Linked DNA regions of Homo sapiens: region 2 is linked to region 1. Evidence: chromatin loops called from intact Hi-C (ENCODE). Cell type or tissue: heart right ventricle. All regions are shown on one strand. Each heading gives the region's core, and the rest is flanking DNA. Links, peaks and the distances in the headings are about the cores only.

The links. Peaks named below come from ENCODE experiments on the same cell type or tissue, not always from the same donor. Only the 100,000 strongest peaks of a DNase experiment are listed, where the experiment ranks them.
Region 2: it touches region 1 in a loop (1.9-fold over the local background); 13 of 110 quality-filtered maps call a loop at or near these places.

The regions. Positions count from the first base shown.
Region 1 is chr2:42,972,823-42,977,205 of GRCh38, reverse strand. No RefSeq gene overlaps it. Among named protein-coding and RNA genes, the nearest start is that of LINC01819, 65 kb to the left of the region's middle. In heart right ventricle, for the core only: a CTCF peak has its summit at 1,968 (motif pointing left); DNase peaks (open chromatin) are centred at 1,616 and 1,965; H3K4me3 peaks cover 913 bases; H3K27ac peaks cover 2,389 bases.
Region 2 is chr2:43,084,736-43,089,118 of GRCh38, reverse strand. The region is part of intron 2 of LOC107985876; the gene reads left to right. Among named protein-coding and RNA genes, the nearest start is that of LINC02580, 16 kb to the left of the region's middle. RefSeq lists enhancers at 1,550-2,088, 2,089-2,628, 4,178-4,383. In heart right ventricle, for the core only: no CTCF peak of the experiment used is centred there; DNase peaks (open chromatin) are centred at 2,448 and 3,113; H3K27ac peaks cover 4,000 bases.

The DNA.
Region 1 (4,383 bases), core at 99-4,098:
CAAGCAGAACCAGAAGCTCTTTCCAAGGAAGGCATCCCATCCCTAGGAAGACTAAGGGTGACAAGTTGGCTTTTTATTTCAGGCTGAAATCGAACTGAGATGTAGGGACCCACACAACCTCCCACCCACCCCAGCTGAGGGGAGGAAATGAGTGACAACTTGGGGGCAGGTAGTATCGGAGTTCAGGTGTCCCAGGGGAACAGACACCTCTGTGCTACCAGACAGCCCTTCTCTCAAATATTCTGCTCTGTTGTCTCATAAATATCCTCATTCTTACCAAAGCAATGACACCAGTTTAGAGTCTACAAATGATGGCAGCTGTCCTTAGGGAGTGCAGGACCTGGGGAGAAGGGCAGGCTGGGAGCCACAGGTCCTGGGCTGGGCGACAGCCTCTCTGGATCAGCCACCACTCACACCAGCCAGACCCTTTCCTTCCCTCTGCCCCTAGGACTCTACCCTAGAAACTATGGAAGTTTCCCTCCTGAGCGCTCCAGCCCTCACCAGCTCCTTCAGAGAGGGGCCTGCGGTGGACATCCTGTTTCCACGCCCCACTACCCCCACCAGCCACCCCCAACTCAGTGCCCTACCTAGGCCAGCTCTGCCATCACCAGCCCACACAGATCTGTCCACTGGCAAGGGGGACACTCCCCTCCTTTGTGACAAGTGTGGAACCCAGCCCCAAGAAGAAGTGGGGAGAGAAGGGGAACCAGCAGGGCCGGGAGGCCCAGTGGGAGTCCCCTGGGCCCCTCAGGTTTCCCTCTTGACGCAAGATGGGAGATTGAGAGGTGCTAGGCATGTTCCCCAAGAGCTGTTGTAATTTATTTTGTCATTCATTAGTAAGCCCCCTTGCCATAGCAAAGATTCCTAGGAGCTGGGCTCATGGCTTATGCCTGTAATGCTAATACTTTGGGAGTCTGAGGCAAGAGGATCGTTTGAGCCTAGGAGTTCAAGACCAGCCTGGGCAACATGGTAAGACCCCGTTTCTTTCTTTCCTTCCTTCCTTTCCTCCTTTCCGTTCCTCTTTTCCTTTCTTCCCTTCCTTCCTTCTCTCCTTCCTTCCTTCCTTTTTTTTCTTTTCCTGCCAGGCCTTCCAAAGACTTCTGGAACTTGTTCACCTCTTCCTGTCCCTACTTCTCTGCATGCACAGCCTGGGTTACAGATTTTTTTTTTTTTTTTTTTTTTTTGAGACAAGGTCTCACTCCATCACCCAGGCTGGAGTGCAGTGGGCAAATCTCGGCTCACTGCAACCTCCACCTCCTGGGCGCAAGTGATCCTCCCACCTCAGCCTCCGGAGTAGCTGGGACTACAGGCATGCGCCACTAACGGCCGGCTAATTTTTGTGAGTTTTTTTTTCTTTTTTTTTTTTTTGTATGTTTTGTAATTTCGTATTTTTTGTAGAGACAGAGTAGGAGAATCGCTTGGGCCTGGGAGGTGAAGGCTGTAGTGAGCCGTGATCGCGCCACTACACTCCAGCCTGGGTGACAGAGTGAGACACTTTCTCATATATATGTTCCTAGGAACCCCTCCTCCCCAAGCCCCAGCTCGGGGCACTGAACACCTCCTGAGGGCATAGAATGTAGGCAAACCCTGGGAGTCGGGGCTGCTTAGAGAGGCCCCCCACGGTGCCACGCCATGGCCAAACGCCCGCTGGGCTGGGCTGAGAGTTCCCTTATCCGGTAGGGATGCTTCGGAGTGAACCAGCTGACCAGACCCTGTCCGGGGACCCCAGCCGAAAGCAGGACTGGAGGGCTGGAGGAAGACAGGAAGGGCAACAGGGACAGAGTGGAGACGCAGGAGAGCTGGGGACAGGCTGGCAGGCGGGCGGGAGTGACTGGAGCAGGGAGGCCCCGTGAGGGTCCCAGGCGCAGGACGGCTGCCCCCCAGCCGCTCCAGTCGCGTCCCTCTCCACAGAGCGCTTCCCAGCCAGGCCCGCAAGTCCAATCCCAGCAAGACGGCGCCACCTGCTGCGGGGAGTGGGCAGCGCAGCTCACTCCTGTCGGGGGTTTGAGAATTGGGGGAGGGGGTAACTCCCACCCCAGGAATCACCGCCTCTTGTCTCCCCCATCACACCTCTCAGGTGGCCAGTGTGCTGCCCGGCTCCCTACTGGCTCACTCCCCCAGCCCCCTGCCTCCTCTCCTCCAGCCGCCCCCGTGGCCACAGCGTCCTGGGGGGCCTCCCCACGACTGCCAGTTCCGCCCCAGGGCTTCCCCCGTCACAGGCCTCACCGTCCCCCAGAGAAAGGCCAAGGTCCAGTAGGCTGAGCATTCCTCTGGGATGAGGACGGCAGATTGGGGTTGGGATTCGCTGGGCCCGTCCCGAGCTGGAATGCTGGGGTCAAGAGACTTTTCAGAGCAGAGGCCTGGGCTCCGTGTAGGACTTGAATTAGATGCTTTATCTGAGATGAGCTGGGCTGGGTTCAGCCTGTAGGCATGACTGGAGGCTGCCAGGCCTTCCAAAGACTTCTGGAACTTTTTCACCTCTTCCTATCCCTACTTTTTGCATGCATAGCCTGGGTTACTGCTGTCTCCTCCTGGACTCACCCTTTCTAGAACCTTCTCTCTACTGCCCAGCTAATCTTTCTAAACCATGGAGCTGATCCCTCCACACCACTGCTTAAATTCCTGCATAATCTCTCTGTTGTCTTCTGGAAGAAATCCAAACCACCCCACCCAACTAGCAGAGCCACGCTTCTTCTGGCCCTCCCAGCTCCATCTCTCAGCACTCTCCCACCTGTGCCTGATGGTACCTCATACCAGGGATACCTCGTGCCTGCCATACCTCTGCAAGAAGCAGCCCAGGCCTCACCTTCTGACCAGCCCAGCCCTCTCCCAGCAATGTATGCTCCCCATGCACCCATCACACTTCACAGATGTCACCCCTGTACTGGGTATCATCCCTTACTCAACTGTGACCTCTGAGGACAGGGACCTGGCCTTTGTCTCTGTAACCCCAGCACCTGACAGGCATACAGGAATGAATGAATGAATGAATCTGTGGTCAGGGATGACAGCCCAGAAAAATGGCATGCTGACCAAGTAGAAGACTGGTCCAGCCCTCGATTTCTTGCCTTCCCTCTCCCTCTCTGAGCCCTGTCTCTCCCTTCCTGCCTCACTTCTAAGTCCCTCCGGGACCCTACCTTGCCTTCCCTCTGGGAGCTCCCTAGCAGCCTCTCTGTAGCCACGCCACACTCCCCTGTCACCCAGCAGACAGAAACCAGCCCCCTCACTTGGCCAGGCCTCCAAAGGCTTCCCCATCTGACCAGTTTACAGTTACCAAGTCTCCTTCTCCAGGGAAGAGCCACTCAGGGCAGGATGGGGGGCGGGGGCTCTTCTGCCCACTCACAGAAGCCTCCCTGGCTGCCTGACTGGGGTAGCTCACTCTGTCCTCAGAAAGCCCAAATCACTTTGCTTGGACCTCAGACATCTTGTTTTGCACTAGGGACTTTACATCTACCCTGCAATACCATAAGCTTTTGGAAAGCCTGGACCACATGGGGAGGTGTGGCTTTTTTTTTTTTTTTTTTTTTTGAGACAGAGTCTCACTCTGTCACCCAGGCTGGAGTACAGTGGCACAATCTCAGCTCACTGCAACCTCCACATCCTGGGGTCAAGTGATTCTCCTGCCTCAGCCTCCCGAGTAGTTGGGACTATAGGTGTGCACCACCATGCCCAGCTAATTTTTGTATTTTTTTTTTTTTTTTTTTTTGAGAAGGAGTTTCACTCTTGCCACCCAGGCTGGAGTGCGGTGACACAATCTCAGCTCACTGCAACCTCCACCTCCCGGGTTCAAGCGATTCTCCTACGCAGCCTTCTGAGTAGCTGTGATTACAGGCAAGTGCCACCACGCCCAGCTAATTTTTGTATTTTTAGTAGAGGTGGGGTTTCACCGTGTTGGCCAGGCTGGTCTAGGACTCCTGACCTCAGGTGATCCACCCACCTTGGCCTCCCAAAGTGCTGGGATTACAGACGTGAGGCACGGCGCCTGGCCAATTTTTGTATTTTTAGTAGAGATGGGGTTTCCCCATGCTGACCAGGCTGGTTTCAAACTCCTGACCTCAGGTGATCTGCCTGCCTCAGCCTCCGCCTCCCAAAGTGCTAGGACTAAAGGTGTGAACCACCACAGCTGGCCCTTAGGTGTGGCTTTCAATGCTAGGTTGTCATAAAAGACACTGAGGCTTCTGTCTTGCTCTTTCAGATAACTTATTCTGGAGGAAGACACCTGCCATGCCGTGAGGACAGTCAAGCAGTTCTGTGGAGAGATCCATGTGGTGAGAAACAGGGGCCTCCTGTCAACAGGAAGAACAACCTGGCAGGCCTGTCTTGGATTCAGAGCCTCCAGCCCCAGTCGAGCCTTCAGATAACTGCACCCTTGGCTGTCATCTC
Region 2 (4,383 bases), core at 86-4,085, 110 kb before region 1:
AACTTCCCAGCTGATCCAAAGAAACCATGAATGATAATAAATGATTATTGTTGTTTTAAACCACTAAGTTTGGAGGTGGTTTGTTATTCAGCAATACATAACCTCTTTTCTAAGTGATCTAGAAAACAGGACAAACAATAATACCTACTTCAAAGGAGGGAAAACAAGTAAGGAGTAAATGAGTTAGACTTTGTAAAGCACTGAGCTCAGGGTCTGGTATGCAGTAAACTCTCAATGAATGCTATTTACCCTTTACAGAGCTTCTCAGTGGCTGGTATCTTGAATGATAGTGAGTCAAACAAAAGTGGTGTTTACTTTAAGTGTACTCTATTTAAGAAGGAACTATGTGCCTGACAGTGAATGTTTGTTGAATAAATGAAAAAAGACAATGATTTTCTTTTTGGGGGGGTGGTCGCTACTCTCCAAAGATGGCCCTGGATGATATTCATTCCCTTCTAGAGTTCCTTCCCGTGCTGAATCTGGTCCAGGCTTGTAATTCACCTTAAGCAGCAAAATATGTCCAAAGTGGTGCCAAGCCATTGCCAGTCCTAAACTTTAATAAGGCTTGGTGACTTCCACTTTATTACTTCTGGGAGCCCTTAGCTGTGATGTAAGAAGTCTGGATACCCTCTTGGAGAAATGCGCATGAAGAGGAGATGTGGAAGGGCCACATGGAGAAGGAGGAGCCCATACAGGACAGCAGGAGAGAAGGAATCCCATCAATGCACCAGTCCCAGCCTAGCCCAGCCCTCCAGGTTCTTTCCAGGGTACCTGACATGTGAGGCCACCATCTTGACTCAGCCAGCCCAGTCTAGCTCCCAGATGACTTCAGTTCCAGCTGCCATCTGGCTGCAGCAGCATAAAAGTCCCTTGGTGAGATCAGTGGAAGAACTGCTCAGCCAACTTATAAAGTTATAAGAGATAATAAATGTTTGTTGTCCATTTTAAGCCACTGCATTTTAGAGTGGTTTGATACATACAGGTAGATAACCAAAAAGTAAGTGCCTAGGACAGCGCCTGCCATACAGCAGGCATTCAATAAATATTGGCTGACTAAATGAATGAACCTCTTCATTCTCTTCCTGTGAAACCTTTTCTGCCTGGGTCTGGGCCTCCTGAGACGCCCTCCTTACCTGCTGCTCACCCCTCCTCACCTGCTGCTCACCCCTCCTCTTCTGCCTTGCCCATGTCCCCCAAGGAATAGGGGACTAAAGTAAAATGGGTGCTCCTGTTGGGTTCCCAAGAGCACAAAACCCTGAAACAGGTCTCCCTTGTGAGGAAATTCCAGGCTGTAGATCTCTAGGTATAATGGAGGCAGGTCTCTGTAAGTTTGTTAAGAGAAAATAGAAGAGAGAATCTGTTCTGGTTCTCTCTTGGGTTTGAATTCCAGTCTCTCCAAGTCCTGACTGTGTGGCAATGAACTGCTGATTCAACCAACTTCCTTATCTGGAAAATGGGTTCAATGTCAAGGCCTTAGTGTAAACAAGTAACCATGACATCCTTGGTACAGCACCTGGAGTGTGGGAGGTGCCATGGGGTCATTAGTGTGTCTGCATCGTGGATGAATCTCATAGACAGGATGAACTAGGTAAGCTGGTCATGAAAGCACATGCTGTTGGTGATTCCATTTCAATGAGGTTCAAAAAGAGGCAAAATTAATTGATGGTGAGAGAAGTTCCAAATCACGGTCACCTCTGAGGGGGACGAATGTTGACTGGGAAGGGGATCCAGGGAATCTTCTGGGGTATTTGCAGTGTTCTACATTTCATCCAGGTGTGTTTGTATGTAAAAGTTCATCAAGCCACGCCATTAAGACGAGTGTGTTTTACTGAGTGTGTTATATCTCCCTAAAGAAGTTGAAAAAATGTTCGCATGTCTCCCCTTCATGCAGGAGTGATCTTCAGGAATTCTCCAATTCTAGGGCCTCTTGCTCCTCATGGGCTCTCTGTCCTGCCCCCTCACCCCAAGTCTGCCCTAGAGCAGCTTTGGCAATGATATCTTCCTGCATTGCATGAATTGGCTGGCACTGCCCAGCCTGGCCTGGGGCTGAGTTCCAGGATGGGAGTCATGTTGAGGGATGCATTAACCTGCTCCTGAGAGGGCAGAGTGGCTGGGCTTGGGTGTCCTCAATGTCTCTGGGGGCTGGTGAGTGGGAAGGGGGCCTCACCCCTATACACGGGGATGTCTGGCTGTGTTGGGGGCCGGGGGTGTTTGGAATAAGCGAGCAACAGCGGCACATCCTTGGCATGACGGGCCCGCTTCCTGGAAGGAGAGCAGGGAGGGGTGCTGCTGAGGGTGTCCAGGTTGGGCTGAAATGAAGAGCCTGTCCTGCTCACAACCCTGCTATTTGGAACCTGGAGCCATGACGTTCCTCAGAGTTTCCATTCTCTGTGCTGCAGCTGTTGGTTACGTGTTTCATTCAAAATGCTTTGCAGGAAGCAGCAGGCTTCACATTCCAGGGTTTGTAGTCATTTTTTCTCTCAGAGCTCTCGGGCTGGGATTAGAATGTTCTTCAAGCCACACTGTCCTCGGCTGGACTCCCCAAGAGGAAGTGGGTGGGTCTCTGGGGGAAGAGAACATAGGCCTAAATGCAGGGACGGAATGAAAAAAGATTGGCCAGGCGTGGTGGGTCACGCCTGTAATCCCAGCACTTTGGGAGACTGAGGCGGGCAGATCACCTGAGGTCAGGAGTTCGAGATCAGACTGGCCGACAAGGTGAAACCCCGTCTCTACTAAAAATACAAAAATTAGCTGGATGTGTTGGTGGGTGCCTGTAATCTCAGCTGCTTGAGAGGCTGAGGCAGGAGAATCACTTGAACCTGGGAGGAGGAGGTTGCAGTGAGCCGAGATTGCACCACTGTATTCCCGACAGAGCAAGATTCCGATTCAAAAAAAAAAAAAAGAAAAAAGATTAAGGCCAGCACAAGTAACTCCTAGAGAGGCCAGCTGAGTTGAGGCCCAGGTATAGTGAAGGGTAGAAAGCTGGTGGGTGGTGGCTCTTGCCCTCCCCAGCGTTAGGCCAAGGAGAACGCAGAGCCTGTGGTGTGTGCACGTGTGTGGTGGGGTGGGGGCAGGGGGCGTGAAACAGACTCAGTGCTGGCCTTTTATCCTGATGGACCCACACTCATGCTTCCTCTCACTGTGGTCACTGCCCTCGGGCTGAGGGAGAGGGTGACATGGGTGTCACTTGCTGAGGCGGCAGCAGGAGACGTATCCTCAGGTTTGGGGCAGGCAGGGGAGCACATTAGCACGTGGACCACATAGATACGTGGATGCAGACAAACAATGACGAATGTTTGCTAGAGTGTCTGCTATGCTCCTGGCACCCGGGTGGGTGTTGGGAATAATACCGCAGGTACAAGACAGACTCTATGGTTGCCATCACAGGAAGGCCTGGCAGAGATGGCCTGGAAGGTGTCCACTGGGATAAGGGAGGGAGAACAGATTCAGGCAGTGGGGGCTGGTAGGCGCCAGGCTCCAGTGGACAGAGATGGGAGCAGGCGAGTGTAGACCGCCGTCGTAGATCCCGGGAAGGAGTGGTACCCAGAGAGTATGAAGGAAGGGCAGAGCCCAGGAAGGAACTTGCAGGGGGTGTGGAGTGGCTGAAGATCTGGAAGGGGAAGGTGACGGACAGATTAAGTCCTGGGGTCCTGAGACAGGGCTCCCTCTCCAAGTCATGAAAAGCCCAGAGGTAGGCTCAAGAGGAGGAGGAGGAGGAGGAGGGGAAGGGGCAGGGGCCACAGGCAGCCACCCCTAATCCAGTGTCACCCTTTCCTTTGCGCTCCTGGGGCAGAGGGAAGGAAACCCTCCCTAAGGGTTAGACCCTCATTAGGCTCTAATGAGAGCCTAAGTCTGGCACTTTAGAGGTGACAAAGCACTTTTGCTTCCCGTGTAGGCAGAATTCTAAATATGGCCCCCAATATTTCCATCCGAACCCCTGAACATGATAAGACATCAAGCCCATGATCATGTGAAATTATATGGCAAAGGGATTTCAAAGACATCATTAAGGATAGAAATCAGTTGACTCTGAGTCCAAGAAAAGAAAGATGAGTTGGTAGGGGCCTAATCGAATCACACGAGCCCTTTAGAAGCAGAGGGTTTTCTCTGGCTGGGGGCAGGAGAGGAAGTCACAGATGTGAAGTGTGAGGGAGGGTTCGATACATCTTTGATGACTTGAAGAAGGAGGGGACCATGTGGAAAGGACTCGAGAGAGAGCAGCTTCGAGGAGCTGATAGAGATCCCTGGCTGACCGCCACCTCAGTCCTGCAACTGCAGGAGTGGAATTCCGCCACAACCCGAATGAGCTTGCAAGGAGATGCTTTCCCAGAGCTTCTGGAAAAGAGCTTCTGATAGGAGCCAGCCAGCTCACACTTTGATTTT